2 separate regions of the Homo sapiens genome follow, and region 1 is linked to region 2. Evidence: chromatin contacts called from ENCODE Hi-C or POLR2A ChIA-PET data. All regions are on one chromosome and are shown on one strand. Each heading gives the region's core, a stretch centred on a gene start or an enhancer-like site at or near the end of the contact. The rest is flanking DNA. Distances are from core to core; before and after follow the strand shown. Region 1 overlaps FGGY (FGGY carbohydrate kinase domain containing). Region 2 has its middle 4.5 kb from the start of HSD52.

Evidence for each region. Hi-C counts contacts between places; a loop is a spot of excess contacts on that map. ChIA-PET counts read pairs that join two places held with the same protein, here RNA polymerase II (POLR2A). Pooled maps may share reads with other maps.
Region 1: a map of endothelial cell of umbilical vein shows a loop between it and region 2 (2.0-fold over the local background). The contact joins two enhancer-like sites. A Hi-C loop is called at or near these places in 1 of 168 maps with a recorded cell type or tissue (endothelial cell of umbilical vein) and 5 of 50 pooled maps. POLR2A ChIA-PET finds 5 or more read pairs at or near these places in 1 of 52 experiments (activated T-cell).

Annotation. Positions count from the first base shown.
Region 1 is chr1:59,482,830-59,486,782 of GRCh38, reverse strand. All of the region lies in intron 6 of FGGY (FGGY carbohydrate kinase domain containing), which reads right to left. Among named protein-coding and RNA genes, the nearest start is that of FGGY, 190 kb to the right of the region's middle. Within about 2 kb of position 2,527, at least 3 of the 41 ENCODE cell types and tissues checked have a DNase peak (open chromatin) inside an H3K27ac peak, as active enhancers do.
Region 2 is chr1:59,149,199-59,153,376 of GRCh38, reverse strand. No RefSeq gene overlaps it. Among named protein-coding and RNA genes, the nearest start is that of HSD52, 4.5 kb to the right of the region's middle. Within about 2 kb of position 2,241, at least 25 of the 41 ENCODE cell types and tissues checked have a DNase peak (open chromatin) inside an H3K27ac peak, as active enhancers do.

The sequences.
Region 1 (3,953 bases), core at 1,278-3,777, 330 kb before region 2:
CCTCCATTTTGATGGGATTTCACCACACAGTAGAGCAAGTAAGTGGGATGTGGTCTACTTAGGAGAGACTCCATATAGGTCATGTCATTTTTTTCTGAGACCAGGAGGATAAGAAGGTAGCTAGGATGAAAGGCTGGGAAAGCATCCCAAGCTGACAGGTAGGTAGCTGTGTGTAGGACCCAAGACAGGGGAGCACAGACGGTGTTCCAGGAACTAGCCCTGTTAGCCCTGGGGCAGAGAAAGCCAGAAGGGGGAAGAGCCTAACTTCCCATCACCTCCCCAAATCTTACCAACTACAAGACTCCTTCAATTACTGGCACAACCAACATGAACCAAAGCACTCACCATGTGTCCCTGAATCCTTTAGATGCCAAAGCTCCCCTCCTCTTTTGATTCAAAACATTTATTTCTGCCTGCTCACAGGGCACTTAACATGCATTGCCACTTGGTTCCAGGGATGTTCACTGGTTGCTAGCCACATATCAAGCACCAAGAACCCTCCTGGATGTAGTGACATTGTGGTTCTGCATTTCCCTTGCTGTTCCTTGGCTCTTCTTAAGTGTTCAGGCCTTGTCTCCTTGACCAACGCATGGTCTCCCTCTGGGTGCGCTGTCATTCACACATCTGTGTGTCTGGCACAGTGCCAGGCTCAGAATGGATACTAAACAATGGTGAGGTATTGTCCCATGCCTCTTATTAGTGTTAAGTCTGAGGCACAGGGGCTCTAAGTGATGTGCCAGAGGCCAACTAACATAATTAGCAACAAGTCTAGGAGACAGGTATCCTACATAGGGAAAAGTTGGAGTTTAGGTCCAGTTTTACTTGTTTTTAGAATGTTGTCAAGTCACTTCATCACAGTGATTTACAGAAAGTTTAAGAGATAGACTGAAGATTTTAACTCCTGGCTTGGCTGTATGATCTTGGGCAAGTTATTTAACCTCTCTGTGACTGACCATCTGTAAAATGGGGGTAAGTCTCTTAGAAAGACTGTTGAATGAGTTATGTGAGCTATTACAAATAAAGATCTTAGAACAGTTCCTAGTAAATAGTAGGTGCTCAATAATGATAGCTAAACTTACTACCTTAATTTAACTGTTGTTTTCCCAAACCTTATGAGTCACCATTTTTATTAGTTATGATTAAGTGTAGCTACAAATCTACAAAACAGTGATTTTCTAATAAAGCAAAAACAACAGCAAAAACAAATAAACAAATTTCCTACTCATACAAACAAAGTCCAGAGGTAGTGAATCCAAGGCTGGTATGGAAGTTCCACAAAAGCTCACTGTTCTGCCATCCCTGGAGTATGGCGTCTGTCCCCCTTATCCAAAGTCACTGCTAACCTACCTGACCAGCCAATCTACCTGACCCAGGGGAGGGAAAGAGGATGGCCACTGCCTGATCTCCTTAAAGGAGACGTCTCAGGAATCCCACAGGACACATCTGCTTATACCTCATTGGCCAAAACTTAGATGAACATGTGTAGCTGCAAAGGGAGCTGGGAAATGTAGTCTATAATGAAAGACCCTGATGTACCCTAAAAGCCTAAGTTTTGTTAATAAAAGGGATGACAGTGTAGATTAGATGGGCATTCAGCATTCTCTGGACTACTGGTAACATGCCACTAGCTAGTGAGAAAGTTCAGAAGTTGATTCCAGTCCTATCCTATTTTATTCAAAGCTTTGGGGTTCACAACAAATCAAAGGACATTTTCCAAGCACATTTTCTCAAGATCTATAATCCTGCCTCCTCTACTTTAATTATTTTGAAAGCACATCCCCCCTATGGGTGTGATTCACTCTAAATTATTGAAAAATTGATTTTTTAAAAAGATGTCTGCAGGCCAAGATTTTTGAACCATTTTAAAGAGCTGGAAAAATAATAAAACCACTCTTTCTTTTGAAGAATAGAATCATGTTTTTTAGAAAAGAGAGAAAAAAAACTGAATGCTAAAATTAATGTGTCTACATATTCCTTAGTGATGGATAACCTATCTTTTATAAGTCTCTGACTTACAAAGAAATATAAAAGCCCATACTCTCATCACTTATCATGGTGAATTTTATTTGAAAACACACATTATTTACTTCATATTAATTATGGATTATCAATAATCTGAGTACTTTTTATTACCAAATCTTTTAAAATAATGCAAGTGAGAGTGACTCTTCATGGAGGCATTATTTACTGATGCATTTTTCCAATCACAAGGATATATAATGAGGCTCATAAAAAAGTCATGTCTGTGATTGAAAGTCCCTTTCAAATAAACATTACAGTCCTAAACAAATGCACTTTTTACACCCTGGCAAGCTTACCAGATTTCTACTGCATCACAGAGACAGTCCACAAGAAGGTATTCCTTTAAGGCCCATGGAAAGAAGATGATAGAGTAGGTGGACCATAATAGAAAAGGGAGCAGGGAGAAAGATGATATAAGGGAGAATGCAGAAGACATATCGGATCTGGCCCTGTTCAGTGAGATGAGTCAGAAAACCAGGAAGCCAAATGAGTCAGCACCATCCCTATGAAAAATGCAGGGATTGAAATGACTGGAGATCTAATTTACTGGTAAAAAGCATGAGATTTTGGAGTCAGGCCTGCTTTTGAATTCCTGTTCCTCCATCAAATAACCATGAGACTTTGGGACAGTTATCTACCCTCTGTGAGCTTCAATTTCCATATCTGTAAAAGGAAGATAATAATGGTACCTGTACCTCATTGGTTACTGGGGAAGTTTACCTGCTAATTCATGTACAATGTTTGGCGACAGTCCCTGGCATATAATGCACACTCAACAAATGATAACCATTATCAGTACACTATTTCCTTTCCCTATTTTTTTTACAGTAGACATCTTCCCTTCAAGACCCCTGCTTCCTTCATCTTTTATTTTTTTTCAAGAAGCCAAACTGTTAGGAGAAGGGGTGGGAGTAGAGAAGACAGTCTGAATTCATCTCCCCAGGACTTCTCATTTCACTGAAGTTGGAATAACAGTGAGGAAATTGCTTTAGACAAGGGTTTCTGCTTTTGCTGTTGATTTAAACTGTCACCATAGGCTAAAAATGAAAATGCAAATTTTGAACAAAGCTAAGTTTTCATCTAGGGCAGGAAGGAAATGCTTAGGTTGGTAAAAAATAAATGAAAATGCCACTTACTGACCTGTCCCAATAAAGAAATACCTCAAAAAGCTAAGAACAGAATCGAACTAGATACAGAGAATAGACAATTTATGACTTAAGACCACAGTAGAAAATAGTCCTGTTTAGGAAAAGTTTGAAGTCATAATCACAAATCCTAGAGAAGTATTTTATTCTCATAGGTCTCAGCACTTCCCTTTTAGTAATAACAATAAATTAATCATCTGTTTTCTCCATAGTTGATAGGCATCTCGCAGGCAGGGGCTGAGTATCTTCACATGTGCTATCTCCAGTATGTAGCACAATATCTGCAAAGGGTATACTCAGTAAATATTAGTCTGGCAAATGAGTTAATAAATACAGGAAGGAGTGATTTTCATCAGCATTTTCCTCCATTCATGTTGAGAATTTTCCTGGCTAACCAACAAACTTGGCAAAAGTAGTAGGAAAGTCACTCCATGAAGAAGCAGTATTTTTGGTCACACACCAATGAAGTATGGCAGGTTGCTGACCCTCCAGGATGTAACAGCTGGAAGACACTGAGAGATCATCTACTCCAATGGATCTCAAAGTGTGGCTGGGAACCACCACTTGGGAACTTATTGGAAACACCAGTTCTTAATCGCTCCAGAGAATTTCTGATTTAGAAACTCTAAGCAGGCCCAGGAATCAGTGTTTTAAGAATCCCCCCAGGTGGTTCTGACGTATGCTCTGGTTTGAGAATCACTGAATTCAATCCTCCTCAGTTCACAGAGTAGAAAATGGGGCCCAAAAAGGAAATGTCAGTTAAGTTTGTTGATCTGAAGATCAACT
Region 2 (4,178 bases), core at 992-3,491:
CTGGGTGACAGAGCGAGACTCTGTCTCAAATAAATAAATAAATAAATAAATAAATAAATAAATAAATAAAAGGTTTATTTGGTTTATGATTCTGCTGGCTGGAGGACTGGACACCTGGTGAAAGCCTCAGGCTGCTTCTATTCGTGGTGAAAGGCAAGAAGGAGCCTACATGTGCAGAGATCAAATTGCAAGAGTGGAAGCCAGAGGGGAGTGAGCAAACTCTTTTAAACAACCAATTCAGAGCAGTAGTAACAGAGCAAAACTCATTCACCTCTCTCCATGCTGGAGAGCATTAATTTATTCATGAGCTATCCACCTCCCTGACCCAAACACCTCCCATTAGGCCCCACCTCCAACATTGACCCCCAACATTGAGGATCATATTTTAACAGGTTTCTGGGGACAGACATCCAAACTATAGCAGATGAGTTTTAGAAGGGTCACTCTGGATCCTGTCTGGAGGACGCATTGAGAAGGGGAGAAATCAGAATAAAGGGAACACTTGGGAGGATATTGCCATATAGTAGACTAGACATAGTACCTAAACTAGATCTCTGGATGCTGGGATGATGTAGAGAAGTCCTGGAATATATCAGGAAGTTGACTCAATAGGAGTCAATCAAGCTAAAGAAATTGGGAACAATTATTGCTTTTATACTATGCACCAGACTCTATTCTATGCACTTTGCATGTACGAACTAAGTAGGTTCTATTGTCATTCCAAGTCTACATATGCAAAAACTGCAGCACAGCTCACAGCTGGCAAATGGCAGAACCAGGATTTGAAACCAGGTAGTCTAGTTTTACAAAACAAATGCTTACTTTGCTCAATCAGTTCCTCTGATTAATGTTAAAATCTGCTTTCCTATACCTTATGAATCTTCATCCCACTTATTAATTCTGGTTTGGGCCAGAATCAGAAGTTTTCATTTTTAACCCAGAAGTTCATGGATGAATTTCTGCAAATCTAGTGAACCCTGAAATTGTAAAGAAATTTTAATGATTTTTTAGCATTTGTGTATTATTTACTGGGAAGTGGTAGAAAAGCTTTTCGACAGATTCTCCAATGGGTCTTTGATCTAAAAATACACTTGTGAACATTGCTTTAGAGCAGGGGTTCTCAAAGTGTGATCCTGGAGCCAGCAGAATCAGCATCTCCTGGGTATTATTGGGAATGTAGGGCCTATCCCAGACCTACTAAATCAGAAACTCTGGGAGTGGGACCCAGAAATCTGTGTTAATAAGTCTTCCAGATGATTCTGATGTGTGCTCAAGCTTGATAACCACTGCCCTAGAGCAAACATAAACATGAATAATGTGGCAATAGGGTCTGTTCACTGGCCTGGGTGAGACATTCATAGTGGATGTGATATCAAGGAGGGGAGAGCAAAATCACAGAAGGCTGAGATCTTCTTTGGATACTCTCAGGAAGGAAACACTGAGACATAAACTTTGAACTGAGCCAATATTTTGGACAAGGCACTCACGTAGGACTTCCATGGAGCTCAGAACAGGCATTTCTGGGAGATGCTGAGCTCTTGACTTGCAGCTTAGAAGATGCAACCTGTAGAATCATGCATCATTCCCAAATCCCTTGGAGGCTAGCCGTCCCCCTCTCATATACAGTTTCTTCTAGGGCTAGAGTTTAGATATCTTGTTTCATCCAAGGTACACAGACCTCTAATGACATTTCACAGAGGATATTTTCCTGGACTCCCAGGGCATTTAGTATCACTGACACCCTAACCACTCACTGTAAGGTGCCAGGGCCCTGGCCCATACATTTGCCCGGCAACACAACAGCTGTGCACTCTGTGCAGGATTCATGCCTGCAATGCCAGTCTCTTTCAGCATCTTCCTTGAAACACAAAAAGGTCCAGAAACAACCTGCAGTGCTTGGCAATGGAAGCGGTGAGGATCCCTGTGCCCTACTCCCTTGCAGCCTGTCCTCTCCCAGGATCCAGGCTCGGCCTCTTTCTTTCCGCTAAGTCACAAAGCTGGAAAGTGCTGCGGGTAGGGAGAGAGCCTGTGCCTGCTGGTTGGCTTGGAAAGGTTCTGGGAATTCATTATGATCTAAACAACTATTCCAGTTATTCATGTGACTCAGCCCCTGAAATCAGGATCATCCTGTGTCCACAGGGCCGGGTGTTGCTGACTCAGTGCTGAAGAGGGCACCTTGTCAGCCCTCCTAGGCTCCCAACTCCCCCTCTCCCTCCCCTTCCTCCCCAGAGGACACTGAAGGAAAGCAGATGCGTGAGTAAGCTTCTCAGCCTGTTCAGTTTCATTTTTAAACAAGCAACCAACCTCCTCCCATTCTAGCTTCTCACCGCACACATCTGTCAGTCTTCTGTGCATTTTGGTGGGGAAGCAATCACAGTCACTTATGCATCATGCATTCACATATGCATTTAGCACAGGTTTAGCCACACCTACTGTGTGTGCAGCTGATTGCTAAGGGCTCAGATCCAGAGATAGACATGGGCTATATCTGCCCATAACATTCAGGGGTCTAGTGGGGAAAATGCATTAATGGACATTAAGGATGTAATGGAAAAAGCCCTGTAGCAGAGTGCTTTTAACTCTATGGAGAGCTTTGAGATTGCTGAGCTGCAAGTGCCAACCCTTTTTAGGTGTCTGGCATTCCTCTTCAACAAGCAGCAAAATTCATAGACTGTGGTTGGGAACTACTTCATCTATGAGAACTAGAGAGAGAAGAAAATTCCAGGAACCAACATGGCACAAGAGAGGGCTTTCTGGAAGAAGGCTGAAGAAGGCTGAAAGGGTGTGGAGACTAAAGTGGCAAGTTTTACAGTTTTCCCCAAGGGCCTTTCTTTCTTTTTTTTTTTAATATCTACAATTTTTATTTGTAAATTTGAAACACGTAAAATGGAAAAGGAAAATAGGAAGAGAAAAAGAAAAAAAATATATATGTATATATATAACCTAGTGTAATAGTTTGAGCGTTTTTTGTTTTTGTTTTTGTTTTTTGTTTGTTTTGTTTTTCCCTGAATATCTCCTTTTAGGTGAATTCCATCCATCCAGTTACTCCACTGTGGTACATCATACCTCTCTAGATTTGCAACACAGATGATTTCATGAGATTCCCCTTCATCACTGTCTTGGGTTGTTTCCACTCTTTTCTCCATTACATCTTCAATCTTTGTTGTTTTATTCCCCAGTTCCACTGGTGGTGGAAGGTGGGGGGGAATCCTCAATATATGGTCAAAAGTAGATAAGTGGCAATAAAATTAAGAGTTAAATTATTTTTTCTTAAACATAGAAGCAGTTTTCCCATTGTCTTTTAATTGCCAGTTGGAGAAATTTTTTTAATAGTTTCATTCTTGTCCTTTTCTTAAGTCTGATACACACTATGTACTAAGCACGATGGCACAATTTTCCCAAAATAGTAAACTGCTTGAGCTTTCCTTCCTCATTTGATGGGGGAAAGGTGGAGTGAAAAAAAGAAAGATCACATGCTGTTGAATGAAAATTAAAGAAAATATTACATGTAAAGTATCATATCTCATTAACTACTAAAAGAATACACACGCGCACACACACACACACACACACACACAGTAGGTACAGAAAGCTTAAGTAGCCTCACTGAGTGTGGCTGAGCCGAGATTAGGGCCTGTGTTGTTGCCACTTACAAACTTACTGTACATGTAGGTACATAACGCAACGAGATGCTCAGATCCCATTTTACAGATGGGAAAACTGAGACTTGGAGAAGTTGAGTAACATCTCCAAAGCCATACAAATAGTAGGTGAGGTGGCAGGCCTTCAGACCCAGGTGTATCTGAATTCAAAGTCTGGGCCCTTTCTGCCACACCATCCTGTTTTTGTCTTTTTTTTTTTTCTTTCCCTTTGTGAGACCAGATTTCATTTCTCTTTAGGATCTAGTTTGAACCTCTATAAACATGGAATCTGATACCATTGTCATCCAGGATTATGATTTTAATCCATTGCAACATTAGAATTAGAATGCTTAAGCTTAACCCCAAGCATACTTCCTTATATTCATTCATTCATTCAATACATTTATATTGAATATTCATCTGTTTGTGCCAGACCCAGGTCCCAAGAAAAGAGCAACGAAAAAGACAGGCAGGCAGGGTCCTTTCTCCTTGTGGACCATTGAGCATAACAGGGAGAGAAAAATGTGAAGTAATAGT